2 separate regions of the Homo sapiens genome follow, and region 1 is linked to region 2. A link is a contact called in ENCODE Hi-C or POLR2A ChIA-PET data. All regions are on one chromosome and are shown on one strand. Each heading gives the region's core, a stretch centred on a gene start or an enhancer-like site at or near the end of the contact. The rest is flanking DNA. Distances are from core to core; before and after follow the strand shown.

What was found. Hi-C counts contacts between places; a loop is a spot of excess contacts on that map. ChIA-PET counts read pairs that join two places held with the same protein, here RNA polymerase II (POLR2A). Pooled maps may share reads with other maps.
Region 1: a pooled map shows a loop between it and region 2 (2.2-fold over the local background). The contact joins two enhancer-like sites. A Hi-C loop is called at or near these places in 1 of 168 maps with a recorded cell type or tissue (posterior cingulate gyrus) and 3 of 50 pooled maps. POLR2A ChIA-PET finds 5 or more read pairs at or near these places in 2 of 52 experiments (GM12878 and activated CD4-positive, alpha-beta T cell).

The regions. Positions count from the first base shown.
Region 1 is chr11:94,471,857-94,475,920 of GRCh38, reverse strand. All of the region lies in intron 7 of MRE11 (MRE11 double strand break repair nuclease), which reads left to right. Among named protein-coding and RNA genes, the nearest start is that of MIR548L, 7.3 kb to the right of the region's middle. Within about 2 kb of position 2,285, at least 4 of the 41 ENCODE cell types and tissues checked have a DNase peak (open chromatin) inside an H3K27ac peak, as active enhancers do.
Region 2 is chr11:94,182,637-94,187,720 of GRCh38, reverse strand. No RefSeq gene overlaps it. Among named protein-coding and RNA genes, the nearest start is that of PANX1, 56 kb to the right of the region's middle. Within about 2 kb of position 3,805, at least 6 of the 41 ENCODE cell types and tissues checked have a DNase peak (open chromatin) inside an H3K27ac peak, as active enhancers do.

The sequences.
Region 1 (4,064 bases), core at 1,036-3,535, 290 kb before region 2:
TTGCTGTTTAATCACATGTATACTCATATTATGCTATATTTACAGCCAACTTATGTTCAGCATTACATTACTGAGATCCATTTTGATGCTTGGATGTGTAATTTATTTTTACTGATGTGTACAGTTATGCTTTGCCTCCTGTCAGTGAACAGGAGTTTTTTGCTTTTATAAACCTTGCTGTTATGAACATTCTTAGACATGTTTCCTGCTACATATATGCAAGTGTTCTTCCAGGATATACAAATATAGCTAGATTACCTTTCTTTTGTTAGTAGTTTTAAGAAATTTAATCTGTTGGCAGGGTATAGGATTGATTGAAAAGAAGACAGACTTGAAGAAGCAAGATTTATTATCTGATCACTGCAGTAAAAATGTGAGGTGGTGACAGTGATGGCAATGAAACAGAAATGGGAGGGACACACCGGAGAAGTTGTCAGGGAAGAACTCAAAGGATTTGGGGCCTGATTATATAATTTATTACAGTTGTCCCTTGGTATCCACGGGGGGTGTTCGGTCCAGGACCTAAAATCCTGGGATGCTGAAATCCCTTGAATAAAATGGTATAGCATTTGCATATAACCTACATATATCCTCCTATGTACTTTAAATCATCTCTAGATTACTTGTAATACCTGATACAATGTAAATACTGTTTAAATAGTTGTTATACTGTATTGCTTTAAAAATTTATATTTTTCGTTGTTATTTTTTATTGTTTTTTTCCTGAATATTTCGATCTTTAGTTGGTTGAATCCACGAATCTGCCAATACAGAGGGCCAGCTATATTTATTGAACACATTTATTGAATGCAGACTACTCTGTGCATTCAGTGAATGCAGACTTAGGTTAAATACTCGGTAAAAGAAAGGGTTTAAGAGGCTGACTTGTGTTACCTTATGTGTGAGTTCTTGAATAAACTGTGAGTTTCAAAGGAGGGGCAGGCCAGAGTTTAGATATGTGTGTGGTCTTCATATAACTTTGCACCACTGGGATTTGTTCCTTCTCTTCCATAGAGCTTCCCAGGTCTACCATTTTTTTGTACTATGCCAAAGTAGGGATGATGAGTTGAAAGGAAAACTCATAAGTAATTCTAAGAATTTAAGCCAAATGAAAGGTAGAATAGCAGCATTGGTAAGGGGAATGGGTAGTCACCATATGATGTTGATTTTTCTCATTGCCCCCCTCATCATTTGATTAAGGGAATGTGTAACAGCTTTCTCTGCTGTAAAGTTCCCATTTTCTACTTTTCAATTAATAAATATTTTTGGGAAAATACTTTGAGACTATGCAAATATCCTGTTTCACCTTAAACTTTTACTCGCTAATTTTAGCATCCATGGGTGATCTTATTTCCAGTAATTAATACTGTGGTATTTTAATTGTAAGTTTTGATTTCCTTCATTCTTTCTATATTTATTAATGGAATTCTTCTGTAAGGAAAATTTGTCCCTTCTTCTCTATTTACTTACTTATTTATGTCATTATGGACTTGAAGATCCAGTACTATCAGTTTTTTGGTTGCTACTGTTCCTCTGATTGTTGCAGCTTTGACCATTGCATTCTCTTTTATGTTGGCCTCTGTGTCCTTTCAATGTCTTCCCATCTGTTTTGAGGTCATGACCTTAGTTAGCTTTTTGGCACCTCAAGATGGTCTAGGCTCTTGGCTCTTGTAATGGCAAAAATCACAATTACTTTTGCACCAACCTGATATTTTCCTACCTAGCCCTGGAATCAACCATTTCTCCAAGGTGCTCTGATTCTTTTTATTGGAGAGTGGTATTCAGAAATCCACAAATGCGTACTAGGTGTGCTTACTGCTACCAGGGCTTGCTCAGCACTCTGAATGAACAGAGTTATGGGAATAGATATATGTGTATATAGTAACCCATGCATACATACATGTCTATATATGTGCTTAAAAAACCAATGATAAGTTCAGACTGATTCTAATCCAGCCCTACAAGGTCCATTTTTGTCTTCTCCCTTTCCTTACTTGTGACTTCTTTGTCTAACAGAAGCCTGGATCATATTATAAATATATATGTTTACTTATTTTTTCAATCTTGGTTTAATTATATTTCCAATCCTGGTATAATTTGAAATTATAAAGTAATTTCAAAATTGCTAACTCATACCCCTGTGCAAAACAACTTTCCCAACTAGGTTACAATGTTTGTGTAAGTTATTTTAGTCTTTAGCCTTTCTGTATCTAGTTGAAACCTAATTTTTCAAACTTACTTAGCTCATTTTCTCCCCACCCCCTTCACTGTGGTTATGTGGTTCTTTGGTAATGCTGTTAGATTCATTTGTCACCCTGTGCATTCTCAAGATACTTCTGCTTTCATATTTAAAACAAAGAAGGTTTTCACAGATTGGGTGAGAATCTTGAGCCTTCTGCATTTTGCCTTATTTCCCATTTGTTTCTCTACATCAACTGTTTTTTTCTCTTGTTTCAAAGAAGAAAGAATCTGAATTTGGAGATGACTTGGTCATGCAAAATCTTTCAACAAGGATATTGTGATCACTTCTAGGTCACAAATTACAGTCAGCCTACCAGCATCATCCTCCCTTCTTCTTCCGGGAAAGAACCAGCACTCAATGAAGGCACAATGGCATCATGTTGTATTTGGGAATTATTCTGCTTTTCTTTAGTAGTTGTGATAATCTCATACCTTAGATGTATGTTTTTTACATAAAAACATTCCTGGATACACAAGCCTGTATATTCTGTCTTCCCTGCATTTATTCTGCTTAGCCCTTCTGTTCTCCTTGCTGTTCCTTGAATTCACTGAACACATTCCCACTTTAGCACCATCTGCTCTTCTACTGCTTAGGACTTTCTCTCTCCGCGTACTGATGCTTCATCTCAGTTCTCTGCTCATTTGATGCTAGTCAGAGAGGTCTTCCTGACTACCCTGTGTATGTAGAGAGGAGTATGGCACTTCTATGTCACTTTTCCCTTTATTTTTCTTTACAGCACCTATCACTAACTGACAAGTTATACATGTGCATACTTACACACATGCATATACATCTTGTATTAGAGATTGAGTATCCCTTATCTGAAATGCTTGGGACCAGAAGTGTTTAAGATTTTGGATTTTTTGGATTTTGGAATATTTGCACATATGTTGGGGATGGAACCCAAGTCTAAACATGAAATTTGTTTACATTTTATATATACCTTATACACATGGCCTTAAGTTAATTTTATACATGTTTTAAAATAATTTTGTGCATGAAACAAAGTTTGTGTTAAGTATTTATGTGTGGAATTTACCACTTGTGGTGCCATGTTGGCACTTAAAATATTTTGGATTTTGGATTTTCAGATTAGGGACTCAACCTGCATTGCTTGTTTCCCACACTAGAACAAGGACTTTGTTCACTGCTGTGTCTTCCATATCTAGAAGAAGCCTGGGACATCTGACATAAAGTAGACAGTGTTTGGGTAACAGTATTTGTTGGGTGAATGGAAGAATATTGGTTTGGATTAAATGAATGCTTGGTTAAACTATGTGAACACTTTTACTTGAATCTCCAATGATGTAAGTTAATATTAGGGAAAACTATTCCTTCTTGTCTTCTATCACCTTGCATTTCATGTATCTTTAAATAATAACTGATATAGGTATAATACCATAGTTTGCATATCACTTGTTTATTTAATATTTGATATTGAAAACTCTTAGCACTTATGTGAGATTGATGTTTTTACTCCCATTATATTTATTAGTAAAAAGATAATGTTAAGAAATTACTGGACATATTTATACTTACTTGCATTTTCTGTGTGTTTTCTCTAGTATATAGTTAGACTGATTTATAGATTTCTACTATTGATAGAATTCATGCTTTTCTGATTGACCAAAGGGGAAATCCTTCCTATGTAAAACCTTTCATGATCTTCCTCCAAATATAGAATTGACTGCTTTCTCTTTTCGGGTTTCCACTTGTCTGTGTCCAATAAGTTTGTAAAGCTCTCAAGGTCAGGAGTTAGCATTGATGATCTTTACATTCCCAATCCTGTGCACACTTTCTGGTACATAGAAGGATGCAATAA
Region 2 (5,084 bases), core at 2,556-5,055:
TGCAGTTTAGTTACTGTAATTTGGTTTTATCAAGGGGGACACAGGTCGGTAGCCTCCACCTTGGCTTCTCTCCTTCCTCCTCTGCTCTCAGCACTGGGTGATGGTAGGAGGGGGATGTGGGGTGGGGGAAAACTTCATAAACATCTTCCCTGGGTGGACACAAATTATGAACAGAAAAGCCATCATTATTCTTACCACAATGGCATTAAGTATCTCAGATCAATAGCACACCCAACTGTGGAGTTCAAATAAGCTGGTCAATGTTAGAACTCTTAGAAAAGTGAGGCCACTCAGATGTAAATTAGCATGGGTGCAGAGGGGAGAAACCACCACCATGAGAAGTTTCTTAGAAGTGCTTCAGCAAGCCTTCAGGTTAAGCCCTCAATTACTAAAATAGGAGAAGGAAATACAGGATGAGCTGTACTTGGCCACTTCAAATTGGGCAAAGTAGGAGTCGTCGTGATAGAGATGGATAAGGCCTGGGGGAAGAATTCACTTCTAACCTGATGCTGTCACCCACTCTGGACATGTTCAGAAGGCATTCATGGCGGCAGATGGGGGTCTAAATAATCCCTCAGCACATGGGCATCAGGCTGTGTGCCAGGTGCTGGGAGCACAGGGATGTGGAAGGCACCATCCAGCCTCAAGGGGCCTCCAAGACAGGGGGAGACAGACAAAGCCATCAACGTAGTGCAGAGTGCTAAGCACTGAGGCAAGGAGCAATAGCAAGCACAGAGGGCATCTAAGTCAGGACAAAGGGAGTGGCAGGTCACGAATACTTCCTGCTGGGGAGGCTGGAGGTGACTTCTGAATAGAATGTATGAGGCGGATGAGGACAGACAGCATCCGAGAAAGCAGAGAGGCTTTTAAGAAACAGTGCACGAGGCTGTGTAAGAGATGAGAGGGAGAGTAGTGGCTATGTGATGATCTTCAAGAGGTGGGGCCTTGTATGGTCTAAGAAACAAGGTTGTTCTTTGTCCTGAAAGCCACGAAGAGTCCCAAGGGATTTAAAAGTGCTGATGGTGGAATGGTAGGGAGAGTTTGCATGATCACTGCTGCATTCTAGAAAGTCCACAGACAGAAAATGTGTTAGCTGGGTTAGATACAGTAAGACTATCAGAGGAATTCAGGAGAGACAAGGGCCTGAATGACACCACTGGGAACAGAGGCCGGCCTCAGAAGACTGTTAAGGGGGTAAAGCTACAGGTCTCTGAGACAGACTGGGTAGGATTTAGGTTATCTGTGCTGACAGAGTGTAGTGTAGCCCCATGACTCCCACTTAAGAGTGTGGGCAGGACCTGTGACTTGATTCTAGCCAAGATAATATGGCAAAGGTGGAGGGTTTTAGCAGATGTGATTAAGGTCCCAAATCAGTTGATTCTGAGTTAGGCAAAATGAATTCTGCCAACAACCTGAGGCAGCTTTGAAGCAGCTCTTTCCCCAGTTGACCTTCCAGATGAGAATACAACCTTCCACAACTAGGCTGTAGCACTGTGAATCCCTGAGCACAGGACCTAGCTGAGCTGTGTCCAGATTCCTGACCCAGGAAACTGCAAGATGATATATGTGTATTGCTTTAAGCTGCTAAGTTTGCATTAATTTGTTATGGAGCAATAGAAAACTAATACAACATCCAAGGGTCCTGGGGTTGCCACCCTGGGAATAGCTGGTGAGCAAGATAGTCAAAGCTAGCACTTAGAGAGAATTTACTATATTTGTGATATGCCAGGAATGGCACTAAAATTTCACATGGCTCTGATTACCCACAATAGTAAGCTGTACTAACCATTGTACAAAGGAGTCCTCCTCTTGAGAGAGGTGAGCAGGAGAACCCATGTTTAGTAGCACATGGTTGCTGATCTTTTTTTCCCAAGCCCAGGCAAACAATCCTCAATCAGAAAGCAAGTGATTTGTGCTTTAGAAATTCCAGAATCTGTGGGCCCTTAATCAAGGACTCTCTTTCTTTAGTCACTGCCAGCTGGATTTTAGCAAGCAGCATGAAGCCTATGGAATTTTATGTTTCCAGCAGACAGCAATGAGCCTCAAGACATTTTGGAATGCATCTCCCATTACATCTTCCATGAAATGACTCTCCCTAAAGGGAAGGCAAGAAATATTAAGACATTTTTCATTACTTACTCAGTTTTATTTAGGTGGACACAACAGTGAAGAACTCAAACATGGTTTGACCTTTATCTACAGACACAGCAGCCTGGATTTTCAGCCTTTCATTCCTTTTAAATGAAAGTCAGCAGGCTCAAAATGCAGAGCTTGGCTAAGTCACTTCTGTGGAAATATGAAATATAGTAGTGATAACCACCAAGGGCTTTCAAATTCTTGTGTTCTTCTAAGGATCCTTTCCTAACACCATGATTTGTTCTCATCTTTGTGGAAATGAAACCAAGATGGTCTTAATTTGTAAAGTCCTTTTTCCTCTGTTGGCAGTCTTCTTACAAAGGATGCAGCAAAAAGAACACATTTTTCTTTCAAAGTTTTGAAGAAATATAGTCATTAAAAAGAATTTAAATTATGCCTAAAGCACCACTTTACAGAATACCATTAAATTGTAATTACGTGCTTTTAAAAAGCCAACTTGTTAAAGAGGAGCTGATGGTTTCAGTTTTTGTAGGGAACACTTGTAACACTGCAGAATTCTACAAGGGCTTTCTCCTCTGGTGGGCAGGGAAAAAACCACTCAAGTCATGAGAAACTTTTATAGCTTTCAGGAACTTGAAGAACAACTGCTGATTAAATTTCATGCTTTAGTGACGAAGTATTTTTACAGCTAAAAAAGGAACCCAGAAACATAATACATTTCATTTAAAGCAGGCAGAAAAACCAACCACAAATTAATATCTATTGTATTCCACATGGCACTATATAATCGTTGTCAATCGTTTTAAATGGTTTCACTTTATTTGTGAAAAATAAAGCCAAAATGCCAACAACTTCCAAGAAGGAACCATTTCATCATCTCCATCCCCTCAGATAAAACCTCAATTACTGGTAATTGTACATTTCCATCAATATCCCTTTTAAAGAGGTTTATTCTGAGGAATTACTGAGACCAGGAGCTTTAAAAGCTTCAATTTCCCTAATCACTGAGAGGCAATCTTGAACTTCTATTGAACTTGGAAAGCGGTCAAGACTCACTCCATAATAAGAAGTTAAGGACTGTCACTACTTAAGGTGGAAACCTATTCATTTGCAGAAATAGTCCTCTTTCTACCAAGAGGCTAATGAGCCTCCCCTCCCCTTCCCCTCTCTAAAATAAAATCAGTTTGCCTTCTAAAATCAAATAACAGTTGCCAACAAATTAGGATTTATCCTAAGAGTTTGTCCATTCATTTCAACAAACATTTGAAGAATGCCTCATCTGGGCCAGTCTCTGTTTTAAGCACTTGCGATATAGCAGTGCATAAAAATTCTCACCCTTACAAACCTTTGATTGACCCAGGACTGACAGTAAGCAAAACAAACCAAACACGAGCACATTTTAAAAAGGTGTCTAAAAACCTGCCTGATAGCTGAGCTAATTCTCATAGGCACAAACTGCCCTGACCTGAGCTCACTCTTGGACAAGCAGTTCCCACAAATGAAACTAAACATGCAAACCAGACCCACTGTACAGGTGGAAGTTTCCAGCTTTCTCACAGTACAAGTTTAAGGTAGGACGCAGCATTTTATAGTGTTACGTCCTTCCTCCCCACATTCCTGTGAGGCGGAACAAGAACAATTACTTGACCCTGGAGGAAGACGACGCCTTGTGGTCAGGGAGAGAACAGCAGTTCATGCTGGCTGCCTCGTCTTTCCAGGCCTGCTGCTGCCCAGGCTTCTACTGACCTTGTTAGGTCTGATTCTAGAAAATGAAGGCAGGTACTCAAAAGGTACAGTTCACCCAGAAGAATGTAAATGTGACTGAGCTAAGCAAACGTACAGCTGAGTCTTAGTGTTGGGGGAAGTAGCTTTCATGAAGGCAAAGGGAGCCCCATTCTCGGCCGTATGGCTTGCTCTTCAGCCGTTGGAGTGCAGCTTTTTCAGAGGCGTGGACTAAAATGACCTCCTAAGGTGCACTGAAAATGTTGGCTGTAGATCTGAGGAGAGGGTCCATAGCTATAAAAATATTTGCAAGGGGATTGTAACCCCTCGAAGTTTAAGAACCTCTATGTTGGAAGTCTCTGCCTATCCCTTTGTAAAAGTGAAGATGTGTTGGAACGCTGCTTTCACAGTACTCTATGTCCCTCCCAGTTGCAACAATGTTGTTTCCAGCCTGGTTCAGCAGCTTGCTGGTGGTTTACTAGGCAGACATGAGCCAGAAACAAAATCAGCAACCCTGGAGTGGTCATTTAGGATCAGTTTTGTCTCCTTTTACAAAGCAATGAGTGCTTTATAAAAGCATTTCTCCTCAGGAAACTGGCTCCTCAAAAGTCGTTCTCCAAGCCAGCAGCTCACAGTAGATGGATGAGTTTACCTGTCCTAATAATACTTTTTATTATAATACTTTTATTACTGATACTTTATTATAATACTTTTATTACTGATACTGATACCTAGTAATACTTTTATTAGATGAAATGTATCCCCAGGCCTCCACATCAGCCTTCTGGGGCCCTGACAGTTGTTTACCAGTAGCTCCACAACCTCCACAGGCTTGTTCTCTCATCCCTGTGAGGGAAGGTTCAAAAGGCAACTGGATTCCTTACTATTCAAAATCACTGTGACTATTTCACACAAACTTCAACCTAGAGGATTTGCAGCTAAAGAACCTTAAGGTGGTCATCTGCCTCTGGGAAAAATGATTACTATATTCTCAAAACCAGCAGTTACAGGAACTATAGGAGAGAAAACAAAAACAATGTGCCCTCTCCCAAGAACACAGAGCATTTGCTAGGAGTTTTCTGGCATAGCCTTTACTGTGGCTACGCTTTCTCCTCTTAGGCACCAGCCCATGTTTCTGCTGCCTTTTACTGGACTCTGAAGTCCTCAAGGATGGGACCTGCCTATGCATATCTGCACATCCAACTTGGTACTGGTGCCTGGGACATCACAGACCCTACTGGAGTTCAGAGAGTGGGAATGGCTTG